3 separate regions of the Homo sapiens genome follow, and all the other regions are linked to region 1. The links are chromatin loops, found by intact Hi-C in ENCODE. Cell type or tissue: Caco-2. All regions are shown on one strand. Links, peaks and the distances in the headings refer to the core of each region. The heading gives the core; the rest is flanking DNA.

The links. Hi-C counts contacts between places; a loop is a spot of excess contacts. Peaks named below come from ENCODE experiments on the same cell type or tissue, not always from the same donor. Only the 100,000 strongest peaks of a DNase experiment are listed, where the experiment ranks them.
Region 2: a loop joins it to region 1, with 14 times the contacts of the local background. A loop is called at or near these places in 1 of 110 quality-filtered maps.
Region 3: a loop joins it to region 1, with 6 times the contacts of the local background. A loop is called at or near these places in 1 of 110 quality-filtered maps.

Annotation. Positions count from the first base shown.
Region 1 is chr4:68,730,403-68,736,604 of GRCh38, reverse strand. No RefSeq gene overlaps it. Among named protein-coding and RNA genes, the nearest start is that of UGT2B15, 63 kb to the right of the region's middle. In Caco-2, for the core only: no CTCF peak of the experiment used is centred there; DNase peaks (open chromatin) are centred at 3,294 and 3,634; H3K4me3 peaks cover 179 bases.
Region 2 is chr4:68,278,625-68,284,826 of GRCh38, reverse strand. No RefSeq gene overlaps it. Among named protein-coding and RNA genes, the nearest start is that of TMPRSS11B, 36 kb to the right of the region's middle. In Caco-2, for the core only: no CTCF peak of the experiment used is centred there; a DNase peak (open chromatin) is centred at 2,726; H3K4me3 peaks cover 353 bases.
Region 3 is chr4:68,366,344-68,372,545 of GRCh38, reverse strand. No RefSeq gene overlaps it. Among named protein-coding and RNA genes, the nearest start is that of YTHDC1, 19 kb to the right of the region's middle. In Caco-2, for the core only: no CTCF peak of the experiment used is centred there; DNase peaks (open chromatin) are centred at 2,885, 3,585 and 4,490.

The sequences.
Region 1 (6,202 bases), core at 624-5,623:
TCTTTCTGCAGACATTACACATAACACACACGCAGACAGGCAGGAGAAAACCCAGTTCCTGGGTGGGGTTTTATAAGAGCCAGGCCAAGGAAAACATGCAGATATCAAACCTGAAAAAGAGTCAGTCCCTAAGGCAGGATAAGCCCCTACTTTGTGCAACAAAATGCACAGTGCAGGTGAGTGTGGCTGTTTCCTGCCAATTAAGTGAAGCCCAAGCTCCCTGGTTCATGGATAAAAGCCTTGTTAGTATCCATGGCATAGATGAGGTCTAGGGACTCCCAGACTACTGAAAGCAGGGGAGATAGGGTGTATGTGGGTAAGTGGGTAAGAGTGAATGTTCTCACCCCCTAGGCCCCACTGGTTCATGGGTGCATGTTGCTTTGACACCTGTTTCAGCACATACCAAGGTTACCAGCACTCGGGGAAGCAAGGACGGAAGAAGAAAAGAGGATGCTCTTTCTCCCTCATGTACCCCAGGTATCTGCTAGAAAGAGAAGAGAACTAGGGACACCTGCCACCCTCTTCCTAGGTGAGTAGCCATTCACCTTCAGTCTGTACCCATTTTGAATGCATCATGACCCCCTGGGACTTCTTTAAAAGGTGCCTTCTTTTTCCTTTCTTCTCCTCTGTTCTCTCTTCACGGATAGGTAATTATGTCTCCGTATTCTGGGACATTCCCCTCAGATGCATCTTCCAAACTGGAAAGAGTTAACTTTCCAAACCTTAAGCTGGTTGGCTAAAGATTGGGCCCAGAAGAAGGGAACCCAGAAGACCAACATGCCAGCAAAAGGGTATTTTACCAGTCTGGCTTTTGGCCTTTCTCTCCCTGTGCAAAGTGATAAAAGGCCTCAGAATTTTTGAGCTATCCTTACTCCTCCCCTTGTTTCATTTTGATACATGTTTTCTAATAACCTAGTTTGTCTGTTCTTGCCTTCAGGGCATCAAACTCCAAACAATAATGCAAGCAGAGTCTCTGACAATGGCCCTTTCTGCTGGGGGAACTCTTAGATAGGCCTGTGAGTGAGCTCTGACCACCATTTCCCAAAAACAGCACCCCTTGTCAGCAGGAAGCAGTAAAGATTGATCTTCCTTATGCTCTTTCAAATAGCATTCAGATGTACTTCTTTACAAGGGGGAAAGAGACAGCCAGGTAGGAGGTGGTCCCCAGAGAATCTCCAAAGAGCTTGAACACTGAGAAAAATGTTCACTGGGGTGGAACCTCAGCAAGTTTGTGCCATTTGCAGTGGGGAAGAGCCAGGCCCCTCCTCTTTCTGTGTGGAAGCTGGGATTCAAGCTTTGAGCAGGAAGCACTCTAGCAGGGGGACTCTGGCCTTTCAGAGTCCTCGACATTCAAACCATCTGTGAGCCTAAATTTTTGTGGCCATGGGACAGACAAGGATCCCATCTTTAGCTGAACTAAGGAAAAGTCCTGAGACTCCACCACCAGACCCATCTTGCAAAAAATGCTAATGGGAGCTCTTCAGTCAGAAAGAGTAAAACACTATCATGCAAAAAGTAACTTTTCAAGGTATAAAAACAAGTGGTAAAATTGAGTACATGCAAAAACCCAGAATAAGCTAGTACTGAATTTGTGTTCTGCATTTCACCTATCCCAGAAAACATAACAACTATAGCAACCGGTTAAGAAACAGATGATATACAAATATGTAAATCAAGATAACTATGAGTCAAAATGGGTAGGTGATTGAGTTAAAGTATATACATTTTCTGTGACTTTTGCCCTTATTTATTTTATAATTTTATTTGCAATCTAAGTTGTGATCTCTTTAAAATAACATGCCATATCTCTAAAATGGTTTTCTGTAAGTCTACTGGTAACCACAGTTAAGAAATCTATCATTGATGTACTTAAAAAGCAGCAACTTGAAATATACTACCAGAGACAATCACCTAATTATGAAGAAAGACAGGAAGGAAGGAAGAGAGGAGTCTAAAAACAAACAGTAAACAATCAACAAAATGGCTCTAGTAAGCCTTACTTGTCAATAATAAAAATGGATGTAAATTGTCTCAGTTCTCAGTTAAAAGACATAGAATGGCTGAATAAAGAATCATGCTGCCTTAAAGAAACCCACTTCACTTATAAAGCCATACATAGACTGAAAGTGAAGGGATGGCAAAATATATTCCATGCAACTAGAAACCAGAAAAGTACAGGTGTAGTTATAAACAGATTACAAATCAGACGGGAAAAAAAAAACAAAAAACAAAGACAGTAACTACATGATAATGAAGGGGTCAGTTTAGCAAGATTTAGTCATTATACTTACCAAAACCTGAGCTCTCAAGCATGTAAAGCAAACATTAACAGACCTAAAGGCAAAACTAGCATGCAACACAGCAATAGTAGGAGACTTTAACACCCCATTCTCTGTAATGGAAAGATTATCCAGGAAGAAAATCAACACAGAAACATCAGAGTTAAAGTACACACTAGATATGAAGGGCCTAACTGACATATACAGAAAGTTTCACATAATTGCTGTAGAATAGACATTCTTTTTATTAGCACAAAAAATGTCTCCCTTAATTCTATGATAGGCTACCAAACAAGCCTGTACAAATTCAAAAACACAAGTATCATATGAAGTATATTTTCTGACCACAATGAAATAAAACAAAAAATAAATTAAAAGAAGAATCTGGAAAACAGACATGAACACATGGAAATTAAACATACTGCTAAATGACAAACATGTCAATGAAGTTATTAAGAAGAAAATTTAAAAATTTTGTGAGACAAATGAAAATGGAAGTACAGCATACCAACATCTATGGAAGATGGCCAAAAAAACTGTAAGAAGAAAGTTTCTTGTAACAAACATCTGTATCAAAAAAGTTGAAAGACTTCAAATAACCTAATCCTATACATCAAAGAACTAAAAAAGCAGGAACAAACCAAACCCAAAGCTAATAGAAAGAAAGAAATTATAAAGACCAGAACACAGTTAAATAAATTTGAGGCTAAAATAAACACAATACAAAAGATCTATGAAACAAAAAGTTGTTTTTTTGTGAAGATGATGGAGAAGAAAAGAGAAAATCAGTTAAGTAAACAATTAAGGCTGGTCCTCAAAAATGCTGCCTTCCTGAAAACTCACAACTACAGGAAAAATAGAGCAGCTTGGGGAAAAACTCAGACTGCAGAAGCTGCCTGCCTAAAAAAAAAATCACAGCTACAGTGCACCTGCACAGATAAGCCACAGATAAGCAGGCAAGGCATGCAATGTCCAGCATAGAAACCCTTTGCTCTTTGTATGATTAGTAAGCTCCCAGGAAAAAGTGTCCTCCCCTTTTCAGACATGTACACAGTGGGCTCCATGGGAATTTGCAAAGAGAGGAGGGGGGTGTACCTAAAACAAACCCATCATTATACAAACGCAAGAAACAGCACTTTGTGCTTTCCTGGAGACATATCCACAATGACAGAGAATAACTGGGAGATATGCAGGCGGTTTTATAGATAAGAAAAGTTACTCAGTTACAGAGATGAAACTATGCAGGCAGTTTTATAGATAAGAAAAGTTACTCAGTTACAGAGATGAAAGCAGTTCCTCATAAGAGCTTTTGAATACAACCGTAACACAGCAACCATCAGGGAACCCTCTCCACTGCCGAGAGCTTTGTTTTTTTGTTATTAAATTTTTGCTCCAACCTCACCCTTTGTAACCACGCTTCTTAATTTTTTTGGTCCTGAGATCACAAGCTCTGATAACACCTTAGACAACCAGACCAGTGACCCTGACTTGTTTCAAAGATCAATGATGTTAACAAACCTTTAGCTAAGTTAAGCAAGAAAAACATAGACAAGATGCAAATAAAAACCATCAGAAATGGAAAAAGAAGAGACATAAAAACTGAGACCAAAATAATACAAAACTATTAGAATTGTTATGATAAATTAATAGTAAACCTAGAAGAAATATATGAATTTCTGGACTCAAAACTTACTAAGATTGAACTATAAAGCGGTTGAAAACATCAAACAAATAATAATGGGCAAGGGATTGAAGCTGTTATTGAAGTAATAAAATGTCTTTCATCAAAATAAAAAGGTTCAGAAACTTATGATCCCACTTTTGAATTATACCCAACATGTAACAGCTTGATACCAATCTGACTCAACCTTTTCAAAAAAAAAAAAGAAAAGAAAAAGAGAAATAAAAAAAAAAGGGAATAATTCAAACTCATTCTATGAGGATAATGTTACTCTTACACAAAAACAAAGCATGGGCATAACAAAACAATAAAACTACAAGCCAGTATCACTGATGAGTATTGATATGGTTTGGCTCTGTGTCCCCACCCAAATATCATCTTGAATTGTACTCCCATAATTTCCATGTGTTGTGTGAGGGACCCTATGGGAGTTAATTTGAATCACGGGGACTGTTTCTTCCATACTGTTCTCATTATAGTGAATGAGTCTCATGAGATCTGATGGTTTTATCTGGGGTTTCCACTTTTGCATCTTCCACATTTTCTGTTGCTGCTACCATGTAAGAAGTGCCATTCACCTCCTGCTCTGATTCTGAGGCCTCCCCAGCCATGAGGAACTTTAAGTCTAATTAAGCCTCCTTTTCTTTCTTTTCTTTTTTTTTTTTTTTTGAGACAGAGTCTCGCTCTGTCCCCCAGGTTGGAGTGCAGTGGCGCGATCACGGCTCACTGCAAACTCTGCCCCCCGGGTTCATGGCATTCTCCTGCCTCAGCCTCCCGAGTAGCTGGGACTACAGGTGCCCACCAAGGCGTCTGGCTAATTTTTTGTATTTTGAGTAGAGATGGGGTTTCACCGTGTTAGCCAGGATGGTTTCAATCTCCTGACCTCATGATCTGCACGTCTTGGCCTCCCAAAGTGCTGGGATTACAGGTGTGAGTCACCACGCCTGGCCAAGCCTCTTTTTCTTCACAGTATCTGGTTTGTCTTTATCAACAGTGTGAAAACAGAAAAATAGAGTAAATTGGTACTAGTAGGGTGGGGCATTGCTGAAAAGATACCCAAAAATGTAGAAGCGACTTTGGAACTGGGTAATAGGCAAAGATTGGAACAGTTTGGAGGGCTCAGAAGAAGACAGAAAAATGAGAGAAAGTTTGGAATTTCATAGAGACTTGTTGAATGACTTTGACAAAAGTATTGGAAATGGTATGGACAATGAAATCCAGGCTCAGGTTGTCTTAGATAGAGATGAGGAACTTGTTAGGAACTAGAGCAGAGGTGATTCTTGTTATGTTTTAGTAAAGAGACGGGTGGCATTTTGCCCCGGGCTAGAGATTTGTGAAACTTTGAACTTGAGAGAGATGATTTAGGGTATCTGACAGAAGAAATTTCTAAGCAGCAAAGCATTCAAGAGGTGACTTGGGTGCTGTTAAATGCATTCCTTTTTGAAAGGAAAGCAGAGCATAAAAGTTTGGAAAATTTGCAGCCTAATAATGCAATAGAAAAGAAAATCTTATTTTCTGAGGAGAAATTCAAACTGGCTGCATGTATTTGCATTAGTAATGAAAAGCTGAATGTTAATCCTCAAGACAATGGGGAAAATGTCTTCCAGGAATGTCAGAGACCTTTGCAGCAGCCTCTCCCATCACAGACCCAGAGGTCTAGGAGAAAAAAATGGTTTCCTAGGCAGGGCTCAGGGTCCACATGCTGTGTGCAGTCTAGAGACTTGGTGCCTTTCATCTCAGCCACTCCAGCCGTGGCTGAAATGGGCCAATGTAGAACTCAGACCATGGCTTCAGAGGGTGGAAGCCTCAAACCTTGGCAGCTTCCACATGGTATGGAGCCTGCAGTACATGGATGTCAAAAATTGGGGTTTGGGAACCTCCACCTTGATTTTAGAAGATGTACGGAAACTCCTGAATGTCCAGGCAGAAGTTTGCTACAGGGGTGAGACCATCATGGAAAAACTCTGCTAAGGCAGTGTGAAAGGAAAATGTGTGCTGTGAGCCCCCACAGAGAGTCCCCACCAGGGCACTGCTTATTGGAGCAGCAAGAAGAAGGCCACCATCCTCCAGACCCCAGAATGATACATGCACAAACATCTTGGACCATGCAACTGGAAAAGCCATAGACACTCATTGCCAGCCCATGAAAGCAGCCAGGGTGGAGGCTGTACCCTGCAAGGCCACAGGGACTGAACTGCCCAAGACCATTGGAATCCTCCTCTTGCATCAGCATGACCTGGAT
Region 2 (6,202 bases), core at 605-5,604, 450 kb after region 1:
TCTAACACTCATATACCAAGTAAAAGTTAAAAAAATTGTCTATGGTACTTCAGTTTATAAGGATCTTGGGAATTCCAAAATCAGTACCTTATTTTGGGCCTGGGCATGGAAATGACTTGGCTATATGAAATCATATTAATCACTGACGTTAATGCTTTGTAGTACATCATCAAAGTGTTAACTGTCAGTTCAACAAAATTAAGCATCATCACAATTTTGAATTTTTTAAACAGTTATTACAAAAGTAATAACTTTTGAATTAAGATTGGTCTTTTGATTAAACATTTGAAGGATTTTCAAACTCAGCAATCATGATGATACTCGAAATTTATATTCTAAATTACCACTTCAGATTTTTCTTGGAAGCAGTGTTTAATACTTTGTCATCTAAAAGAAGTTACACTTTTTAAAAATCAGAATTATTTTATTTCTCACAAGCAGATGATTTCATAGACATGCTTTTCTGTAAGTTAAAATATTTAAAACTTTAATAAAATAATGTATAGAACAAATAATATAAGTCAATGCCCTCCAGCACAACTCAAAAAAATTAAGAGGTTATATTAAGTTGGAAAATGAGAGCTAATATAAAAAATAGGTACATAAAACAAAAACAAGTATAGCTCATTAGAAATTTGCTACAATTCTTTGCATTACAATTATAATGATGTTTAACTCTTTCTTAAATATTTAAATTTGTCATTGATAATCTCATTTGTTTAAGAAACTATTTGTGAAACATCAAGGTTACATTTCATACCTTAATTGAATATAAAAGTAAGTACGAGAAATGTGAGTATTCCTATTTACATCAATGTTTTAACAGTTCTCATTACTCACCCTGTCTTGTCCTCATTTCCTTGTCTGTCATATGAAAGGCGTTTAACTATGCGATCTCTTAATCTCTTTAGAATTCCTGCATGCTATAAGGTATTGTCAATAAGGTATTTTTGGAAGGAAACCAAATACCTTAAGATCCAATACTCAGTGGCATAGGTGGATCCCACAGAATGAATGTCTTCATAAGACATGAAAAAAGAAAATACTGAAAACATGAGTAATAGCCAGAGTGATAATAAACAGGAAATAATTTATTAAACACTTATTAATAAAAAATTTAAAAATAAAATTAACTTCTTCATATTTATTTTCTAGTTTTAGAGAGGAAAAGACATACTTTAAGGGGTTGTTGTTGTTGTTTCCTGAGATAAGGTCTTGCTCTGTAGCCCAGGCTGAAGCATAGTAGTACAATCATAGATTACAGTAGTGAGCCTCCTTTCTCAGCCGCCCCAGTGGCTGGGACTACAGGTGCACACCACCATGCCCGGCTAATTTTTTTGTAGTAACAGGGTCTCACTATGTTGCCCAGGCTGGTCTTGAACTCCAGGCCTCAAGCGATCCTCTAGGCTCAGACTCCCAAACACTGGGATTCCAGAAATCAGCCACTGTGCTCAGCCTGGGATGGCACTTTTTAACCCAGAGTCACATTCTTTATGGCCGGAATCAAAGTACCTTATTTCAAATGCAGTTACATATCACAGAGGATTTTTTGATAACTTCCTGGATTGTCACACTGTCCTTTGTTCTGCAGTCTTACACCTATCTCCCCTACTGCCTCTGAAAAATAACAACACCTCTTTTATTATGAGAGACTGCATTTTCTATGAGAAAATACTTGACAACTTTATTATGAAATGATAATATATTTCATGATAAAGTGTGGCCTGTCCTTCCTCTGATTCCAGCATGCCCACTCAATTCCCTGTTGCCCTGCCCTACATATCACTTTCAGTGTGACATCAATGTTTCTTTAAGATAATGTATTTTTCTTTTGCTTCCCTCTCCCTTTCTCACACTTGCTCTTTATTTATTGTGAATGTGTTCCTTCATTTTCTCCTTCTGGCAATCTCACACTCATTTTTCAAGTCTCAAGTCTCATGTCACACAGTACCTTTTTCACGTAGCCTTCACTTACCTCCCCAGTGGGCTTAGGTGCTTCTTCCTCTGAGATCTGAAAGCAATATCAGTGCAGTTTCATGCATGCAATAACTTGTTCATAGAAAACACTTTATCTTTCATTGCCTTATATTGTGCGTTTCTCATCTTATTTCTCAGATGTACAATTAGTAATCTTGCTAAAAATCACACAATCCTAGATCATCCCCAAACCAAAGCCTTTATAACTTATGGTGGAACAATAGCATCTATGAGATGATCTACCGTGGAGTCCCTCCATGGGCATTCCTTTGTTTGCGGACCAACATGATAACATTGCTCACATGAAGGCCAAGGGAGCAGCTGTTATATTGGACTTGAGCACAAAGTCAAGTACAGATTTGCTCGATATATAGAAGACAGTCATATATAACCCTTCATGAGTATAATTTTTTTTTTACTCTATGTGGGGAAAAGAAAGAGAAATCAGACTGTTAATGTGTCTATGTAGAAAGAAGTAGACATAAGAAACTCCATTTTGTTCTGTACTAAGAGAAATTCTTCTGCCTTGAGATGTTGTTAATCTGTAACCCTAGCCCCAACCCTGTGCTTGCAGAGATATGTGCTGTGTTGACCCAAGGTTTAATGGATTTAGGGCTGTGCAGAATGTGCTTTGTTAAAAAAGTGCTTGAAGGCAGTATGCTTGGTAAAAGTCATCGCCATTCTCTAATCTCAAGTACCCAGGGACACAATACACTGTGGAAGGCCGCAGGGACCTCTGCCTAGGAAAGCCAGGTATTGTCCAAGGTTTCTCACCATGTGATAGCCTGAGATATGGCCTCGTGGGAAGGGAAAGACCTGACCGTCCCCCAGCCCAACACCCGTAAAGGGTCTGTGCTGAGGAGGATTAGTAAAATATGAAGGCCTCTTTGCAGTTGAGATAAGAGGAAGGCATCTGTCTCCTGCTTGTCCCTGGGAATGGAATGTCTCGGTGTAAAACCTGATTGTATGTTCTATTTACTGAGATAGGAGAAAACAGCCTTAGGGCTGGAGGTGAGACATGCTAGTGGCAATACTGCTCTTTAATGCACCAAGATGTTTGTGTACATGCACAACAAAGCACAGCACCTTTCCTTAAACTTATTTATGACACAGAGATCTTTGCTCACATGTTTTCCTGCTGACCCTCTCCCCACTATTACCCTATTGACCTGCCACATCCCCCTCTCCGAAATGGTAGAGTGATCAATAAATACTCAGGGAACGCAGACCCGTGCCGGCGTGGGTCCTCCGTATGCTGAGCGCTGGTCCCCTAGCCCCACTTTTCTTTCTCTATACTTTGTCTCTGTGTCTTATTCCTTTTCTCAATCTCTTGTCCCACCTGACCAGAAACACCCACAGGTGTGGAGGAGCTGGCCCCCTTCAATTTACATATTTTACAGGAAGGCCAATGTGGCAATAGTATGGCTGAAAATGAATACAGTAGTAAGTACAAATTTGCTTAATTTTTGTCAGTTAGTTTTTTTCCAGTGGTTTTAGTGAAAAAATTTGTAGGAGGTTTAAGGATAGTGGACAAATTTTGAAATAGCCTCAAGCAGAATGAAAGGAATTACTGAAGTTTGTCACTAAATGATTACAGAAAGCGTTGAGAACAAAGTTGAAGTAGGGAACCATGAATATTATAATTACTAATCTGCAGAGTTATCATTTTCTTTCAGCATGAAAACTTTTCAAATGTTTTAAAGTCTTCTAAAGTGTTTTAGGTTCCAGTAAAGGAACACAACATAATCAATCACTAATTCCCATTACATTTGATGCATCCTGAATTTCCTATGTGAATATTTTGATCCCTTCAATGATAAATAATAAACAACCAGGGATTTCAAATTTACCCAATTAAAACTATTGAAAAAAGAGGATACTGCGTATAAATGTAGGCATATTCTTAGCTCTTTTGGTTGTGGTTTTTTGTCATATCTGAAGAATTATAAAATCACGAAGTATTTTACTTGGAAGAGATAAGTTGGAATTTTCCTGGTTAAAAGGCAAAATTTCTGAAACCAAAAATATTTTGTTTCCAAATTATTCAGTATATACATTAATTTCAGTTATAATATTACTATTATTATTTTTAATCTTTTTATATATATATATATATTTTCCTTCTGTTTCATAATGACCTACATAAAAATACAACATTTTGTTTGAGGGTATATTGGCAATAATAATACACTGAACATGAAATGTTTTTAAAGCTATGTTACTTTAATTTTAGCACAACTGATGTTCATCCTACTGAGTACCACGAGAAGCATGTTTTCTTTTTGTTTTTGAGAAACAAATATATCTTTCACTTAGTGGTTGAATGTAAAAGTACATCTCTCTAGCATAGATGTCTTTCTACACTTGTTGCTTTTTAATAAACCTAATGCTAGTGTACAAAAATGAAAATAATTTTTTTTTGAGACAAGGTCTCTCTCTGTTGCCCAGGCTGGAGTGCAATGGTGCAATCTCACTCACTGCAACCTCTGCCTCCTAGGCTCAAGTGATCTTCCCACCTCGGCCTCCTGAGTAGCTCAGACTACAGGCACATGCCATATGCCACAATAAGTTTTAGTATTTTTTAATTTTGTAGAGACAGGGTTTTGCCATGTTGCTCAGGCCGGTCTCCAACTACTGAACACAAGTAATCCACCCACTCTGGCCTTCCAAAATGCCGGGATTACAGGCCTGAACCACCATGACCAGCTGATAATTTCTCTACTAGCTGATACATATTGAATATTTATAATATGAAAGATATTGTATTAGTTTTTTAATGTATTAAGTAATTTCTTCATTTCCCCATTAAATTATAAAAATATAACAGGATTAGTACCCACTCTCAAAAACCCAGTTCTCCCACTCTGTTTTTCAAATAAGAGGAAATGATCTCCATTGATATTGCTGTAGTGCCATTCTATAGCATTTTGTGGTTCAACGTTTGCAAGCCATATCCCCATTTACACCTGTTTTCATTATCTGTCAGTTTATAATCAATTTTTTTTTTTTTTGAGACAGAGTCTTGCTCTGTCGCCCAGGCTGGAGTGCAGTGGCACAATCTCGGCTCACTGCAACCTCTGCCTCCTGGGTTCGCGCCATTCTCCTGTCTCAGCCTCCTGAGTAGCTGGGACTACAGGCGCCTGCCAGCATGCCCGACTAATTTCTTTTTGTATTTTTAGTAGATATGGGGTTTCACCATGTTAGCCAGGATGGTCTCGATCTCCTGACCTCGTGATCTTCCCGCCTCAGCCTCCCAAAGTGCTGGGATTGCAGGCGTGAGCCACCGCGCCCGGCCTCATAATCATTTCAATAGTAGAAAGAGATGCAACTGCAATGCCTCAAAGTAAAATGTTGAGCACTTTCCAGATGCTAAAATAAGAATACTAACAAGAAAAACAATAATTACAATACCAAACATTAAGTAAGAGTCTACTATATAATAGAAGTCTACTACATAATAAGAATAATTTTAAGTATTTTATGAATCAATACATTATTGCTCACAATAATCAAATAAGAAATATACTTTTCCTATGTGTTACACTGAATAAAAAACTGAGGAACAGAGAGAGTAATAAAAACAGATAAGACAACCCACCTTCTCATATTTAAAACTTAATTCACTGTTATAAGGTCAACATCAAATCCTGGTCAGTACTAACTCCTGATTAGCCCTATCTGGATGTGGCCCTGCACCTCATCACAAACTTGCCTTCTACCTCTGGATTTTGATACTGTTTTGAACCTTGTATAGCCTTGAAGAAAGTCAAACCTGGAAGTTATACTTCCAGACATCTAGACTACAGTGGTATTACTGTGAGGATAGACAGATATATCTATAGAAGAGAGGTCGGAGACCAGAAACTGACACATACATCTAGTCACCTAATTTTATGACAACTACACAACTACAATTTACTGGGCAAACAATTTTGCTTTTCAACAAGTGATTCTGAATTAATAGAATATACTGTTGATATGGTTTGGCTCTGAGTCCCCACTCAAATCTCATCTTGAATTGTAATTCCTGCATGTCCAGAGAGGGATCTGGTGGGAGGTGATTGGATCATGGGGGCAGTTTCTCCATGCTGTTCTTATGATACTCAGTGAGTTCTCACAAGATCTGATGGTTTTAAAGTGTTTGGCAGTTCACCCCCTCTCCTTTTCTCTCTCTTGCTGCCTTGTGAAGAAGGTGCTTGCTTCTTCTTCACCTTCCACCGGGATT
Region 3 (6,202 bases), core at 658-5,657, 360 kb after region 1:
TAAATCTTCCCAGGATGCCACTACACCCACTTCAGACCCGTGAGCCTCAAAGTGTCTAGGAGGCGGTTTGATATGCAGACTAAAGTGAGATGTAAGATCACATAGCTCTTGGTTCAAGTTTGAGTTCCTTTATTACTTTAGTTAACCTAAGTGTCTTTTTTTTCTTTCTTATTATGTTGACACTTCAGAGAATAAATTTCATTTTTAAAGATGTTTTATAATGGCATCTTTTAAAATGAGATTATAGGCCAGGCGCAGTGGCTCACGCCTGTAATCCCAGCACTCTGGGAGGTCAAGGTGGGCTGATCACCTGAGTTCAGGAGTTCAAGGCCAACCTGGCCAACATGGTGAAACCCCATCTCTACTAAAAAATATTTTAAAAATTAGTGTGGTGTGGTGGTGCACACCTGTAGTCCCAGGGAGTGCTGAGGCAGGAGAGTCGCTTGAACCTGGGAAGTGAAGGTTGCAGTGAGCCAAGATTATGCCACTGCACTCCAGCCTGGGCAACAGAGCGAGACTCCATCTCAAAAAAATGTATAAATAAATAAATAAGGATTATAATAGCAATTTACTTATAGGGCTATTATAGATTAAATGAGCTAATGCATGCATTTAAATTTTAGCATGGAAGGGTCTAAGGCCCTAAGTGTATGTAAATAGTGAAGAAATTGACCCAAACTGAACTTTTTATCTTTCCTCCGATACTGAGTATTCTGTATTCATTATCTGTGATTATGATGAGGACATCTTTTAGATCAGCAGTCCCCAGCCTTTTTGGCACCAGGGACCAGTTTAATGGAAAACAATTTTTCCATGGACAAGAGAGATGAATGGTTTCCAGATGAAACTATTCCACCTCAGATCATCAGGCATTAGTTAGACTCTCATCAGGAGCTTACAATGTAGCTCCTTCACATGCACGATTTGCAATGGGGTTCACGATCCTATGAGAATCTAATGCCACCACTAATCCAACAGGAGGTGGTGCTCAGGTGGTAATGCTCACTTGCTTGCCTGCTGGTCACCTCCTACTATGCAACCCAGTTCCTAAAGACCATGGACCAGAATCTGTGTCATGGGGGTTGGGGACCCCTGTTTTAGATGCTTTTTTTTTTTTTTTTGAGACGGAGTCTCACTCTGTCGTCCAGGCTGGAGTGCAGTGGCACGATCTCAGCTCACTGCAACCTGCACGTCCAGGGTTCAAGGAGTTCCCTGCCTCAGCCTCCCTAGTAGCTGGGATTATAGGCTCCCACCACCACGCCCAGATAATTTTTGTATTTTTAGTAGAGACGCGGTTTCACTGTATTGTTCAGGCTGGTCTTGAACTCCGGACCTCGTGATCCACCTGCCTCGGCCTCCCAAAGTGCTGGGATTACAGGCGTGAGCCACTGCACCTGGCCTTAGATGCTTCTTGAGAACATTTGTTATTTACCTCTCTGAGCTGGGTATAATTTTGATTCTTTTAAATTAAGCCATGAGAAGAAAATGTCAGAATAGCAATAATATTACCTACTACTCAGGGATTTAATAATATTTAGAAAATGTAAACTAAAATGGTTGTTACTAACAGCAATTTCCGCCTCAGAAGACATATACAAGCAGTCAGAACACTTCTCTCTTTTGAAGCAATCATCTAGTCATATTCCAAGACCTGACCACTTATTGTGGGCAAAACTTTGTGTCTTCTCTCTTCTCTCTAAAAAATAGAGCCACAGTAAAACTACTGCCAATAATGGTAACAATGTTATTATATTAATTTATATGTTATGTTATTATTATTGTAGCTACTTTTTTGTACTTACTGCTATATGCCAGATAACACCCATGCTTTATCTGCTAAATCTGCCCAGTGACTCTCTGAGGTAGATATTTTGATTCCCATGTACTGTCACAGAGGAGGACACAGAGTACAAAGAGGTTAACTTGATTAATACAATCAACTGAATAGCTCCTAAGTGGCAGAGTCTGGATTCGAACAGAGAGCCCCGATTCTGGAGTTCTTAAAGAGATATAGATAAAATCTTGAAGAGTTCAGCTGCCCACCAACCTAATCTAATCACTAAGTGTTTTATTAATTTCAAACAGGTGAATGGAGTCCCTTGAATTGCTTATCACTTGTTTGTTGTTGTCTTTTTTTTTTTTTTTTTTGAGATGGAATCTCCATCTGTTACCCAGGCTGGAGTGCAGTGGTGCGATCTCGGCTCACTGCAAACTATGCCTCCTGGGTTCAGGCCATTCTCCTGCCTTACCCTACTGAATAGCTGGGATTATAGGTGTCTGCCACCATGCCTGACTAATTTTTGTATTTTTAGTAGAGACAGGGTTTCACCATGTTGGCCAGGCTGGTCTCGAACTCCTGACCTCAGATAATCCATTCTCCTTGGCTTCCCAAAGTGCTGGGATTACACGCGTGAGCCACTGAACCCGGCCATTGTTGTTGTCTTTTTTTTTTTTTTTTGAGACAGAGTTTCTCTCTTGTTGCCCAGGCTGGAGTGCAGTGGTGCCATCTTCGCTCACTGCAACCTCCACCTCCCGGGTTCAAGCGATTCTCCTGTCTCACCTGGGACTACAGGCACGCACCACCATGCCTGGCTAATTTTGTATTTTTTAGTAAAGATGGGGTTTCTCCATGTTGGTCAGGCTGGTCTCAAACTCCCAACTTCAGGTGATCCGCCTGCCTCAGCCTCCCAAAGTGCTGGGATTGCAGGCGTGAGCCACCGCGTTTGGCCCTGTTGTTGTCTCTTGAGGCAAGGTCTCACCTCTGTCTCGCAGGCTGGAGTGCAGTGGCACGATCACAGCTCACTCCATCCTCCCACCTCAGCCTCCCAAATAGCTGGGACTACAGTCATGCAACACCACACCTGGCTAATTTTTTAAATTTTTGTGGAGACAGAGTCATGCAGTGTTGCCTAGGCTGGTCACAAATTCCAATCAATCCTCTTGCATCGTCCTTCCAAAGTGCTGGCATAATAGGCATGAGCCACAGCTCTCCCAGACACTTGTTAAAATGGCAGATTGCCAGGCCCCACGAAGAGCCTCAAATCTGATATCTGGGATTAAGACTAGAAATCTGCACTTTGGACAAATTTTCCTTGTGAATCATATACACCGTATAGTTTGAGAACTTCTGATCGAAAGGATGAATTTCAAACTCCCTACTTGTACATTAAAAACAATGCCTTGGGCAGTGCCTGCTTTGTAATAGATGCTGAACAAATACATGTGGGAAAAAACCCAAGGAGCCAGGAAGAGAAGAAAGCAAGGATGACTAATCAGGCTACTTAATTTTTGGATAAAATTAAGTCTTAAGATGAAGGAAAGGAGGATAGACTAGATCCTCTACAGACATTTTGCACATATTAATTTCAAACTTCAGTCAGCTTTCTGCCATATTTTTCTTTCTCCAAAAGGTTAGGAAGCCCTTGAAAAACAAATACAATGATTAACTAAGTGTACATTTAACCACCGAATTTCTAAATGCCTTTCATTCTTTTCTTCTTTTTATTACAACTTTCTCTGCTTGCACTGGCATGCAAACTGGTTATGCTGGTCAAATGAGTCAATTCAGAGGAAAGCGTTAATTTAGATGAGAGCGTGTTTGTGTTGAAATCTTCCAGAGGCACACATAGTCACACGTGCACAAAAAATGTGGCTTCATATCTGTGTTCCAGTCAGTCTAAACAATTTTTTAAATATTCCTGGAAATTTGTCCTGGAAGCTGCTTTAGAAAGTTTGGCACAATTAAGTCCAGACTTACCCAAGTAAGAAGTTCCCTTTCGATTTTTCAACCACTTCCTTCCCCTTATCCCCACCACTGGTTAAAAAGAAAAAAAGAAAAAACAGTGATATACTTCTACCACATTCCACTATTTAGAATAATAGAAAATTAGAGCTAAAACTACTAAAAGCCATGCTTAAAATTTTTATAGCATTTAATGCTTGTAAAGGTAGTTTCATTTCACATGCACAGCTCATTTGATCTTCACAATAACTCTGTGGTTGACATTTTATAGATGAAGAAATCGAAGCCATGTGACGTGCCCAAAGTCAAGGAAAGTTCAAGCTCCATATCGTTTTTCTTTTTTTCCTTTCTTTCCTTTTTTTTTTTTTTTAATTCTTTTTAGACAGGGTCTCATTCTATTGCCTAGGCTGAAGTGCAATGATATGATCCTGGCTTATATCAGCCTCCACCTCCTGGACTCAGGGAATCCTCCCGCTTCAGTCTCCCAAGTAGCTGGGACTACAGGCATGTGGCACCATGCCCAGACAATTTTGCAGGGGGTGTTTTTTGTAGAGATGGGGTGCAGGGGTCTGTCCTGCAGACCCTGACCCAATGACAGATGAATAACGTGCACTGACACAGATATTCTGCTTTGCCAGTCTGGCTGAGCATCCAGACCACTTACAGACACCAAGAAGAGTGCTGTAAATAGTTGGAACCTCCAGCCTAGACACAGCAAGACTCACATTCATTCAGTAAAGATTAATTGACAAAGGCTTGAGTCAACACCACTAGAGGGTAATTGACATTGCGGACCTCCCGAGTAGAAAGCAATTAAGCACACTAAGATTAGTCTTAGGACCACATGAGTAAACAAGCTAGTTAGATAAACTCCCCCACATTCCTTTGTATCTACTTTAACCTATTTAACTAAAGGTAAAGGGACTAGGCTGCCTTCAGCTAGATCTATTACTGAAGTTATGCAAACTCTCAGGCCTTCCAAGAGGGTTTGTGGCTATGATAACTAAAATTTTTCCCACCAGCCTGACTGAACCCCCACAATGGGGTTTCCCCATTTTGCCCAGGCTGGTCTCAGAACACCTGGGCTCAAGTGATCCACCCCACTGAGCCTCCCAAAGTGCTGGGATTACAGGCATGAGCCACTGCATCTGGCCATGAGTCCAATTTCTTACTGGACAAAGGAGAAAATATAGGAACAGAGAGAATAATTTATATAGAGTTGATTGAATGCTGGTCACTGGTAGAATCCAGAGCTGTTGATATCTTCTGTTTATTCTTTTTTTTCTTCTCTTTACTAAATACTTCTTTGATAATTTTGATGTGACAGGCATTCTGCTGGGGCTCCATAGTAACTTAAAATGTATCTATAATTATAATTGTTGTAATGGAGACAAGTACAAATGCAGTGAGAATGTAACTAATAAATGCAGGTTAGTCACTCAATGCTTGCAGAGCCCAATTAACAAAAGCGAGGTCTGGTATAAACAAAGTGATTTATTTCCCAAGCTAGCTTAGGGGAAGAAGCACAGGAGTCTTGACTTTAAATGTACTACTTTGTTTCTGGAGCAAAAGCAGGCACTTACTTTCTTTTTCCTTTTTTTGTTTTTTCATTTTCTTTTTTCTTTTTATTTTTTTATTTTTTTATTTTACTTTAAGTTCTGGGATACATGTACAGAACGTGCAGGTTTGCTACACAGGTATATGTGTGCCATGGTGGTTTGCTGCACCTACGGACCCATCCTCTAAGTTCCTTCCCCTCATCCCCAACTTCCCAACAGGCCATGGTGTGTGTTGTTCCCCTCCCTGTGTCCATGTGTTTTCATTCTTCAACTCCTACTTATGAGTGAGAACCTAAAGCAGGCACTTTTAAAAGGCAGGAGAGGAAGTGAGCAAGGTGAGGGGTCTGCATGTTAGCTTGGTCCCTTACATACCAGGAGGTCAAGCTGGTGACTTCTGGCATTTTTGTGGGCAGGACTATGATAAAAACTCCCTAGCTGGGAGACAGTAGCGGACATGTTTTTCAATTGTTATCTCTTGAGGTAACCCTCTGGTGGGTGAGAGTTCCATAGCAGGCATGCTTTGGTCTATAAATCGACTGTTAACTCTCAAAGAGAGTTCCGTCTTAGAGTGCATAGATGAACTTACCCTGTAGGGAGCGTCTGGTGAAGGGGATGGTAAAAGGCTATATTGTCATTACTAAAAGACTAAGTAGAAAGTGGAGAACAGGGGTGTATCAGTCCATTTTCACACTGCTATAAAGAACTACCTGAGACTGGGTAACTTATTTTAAAAAAAAGGTTTAACTGATTCACAGTTCTGCATGGCTGGGGAAGACTGAGGAAACTTACAATCATGGTGGAAGGTGAAAGAGAAGCAAGCACCTTCTTCACAAGGTAGCGGGAGAGAGAGCATGAAGGGGGAACTGCCACACACTTTTAAACCATCAGATCTGGTGAGAAC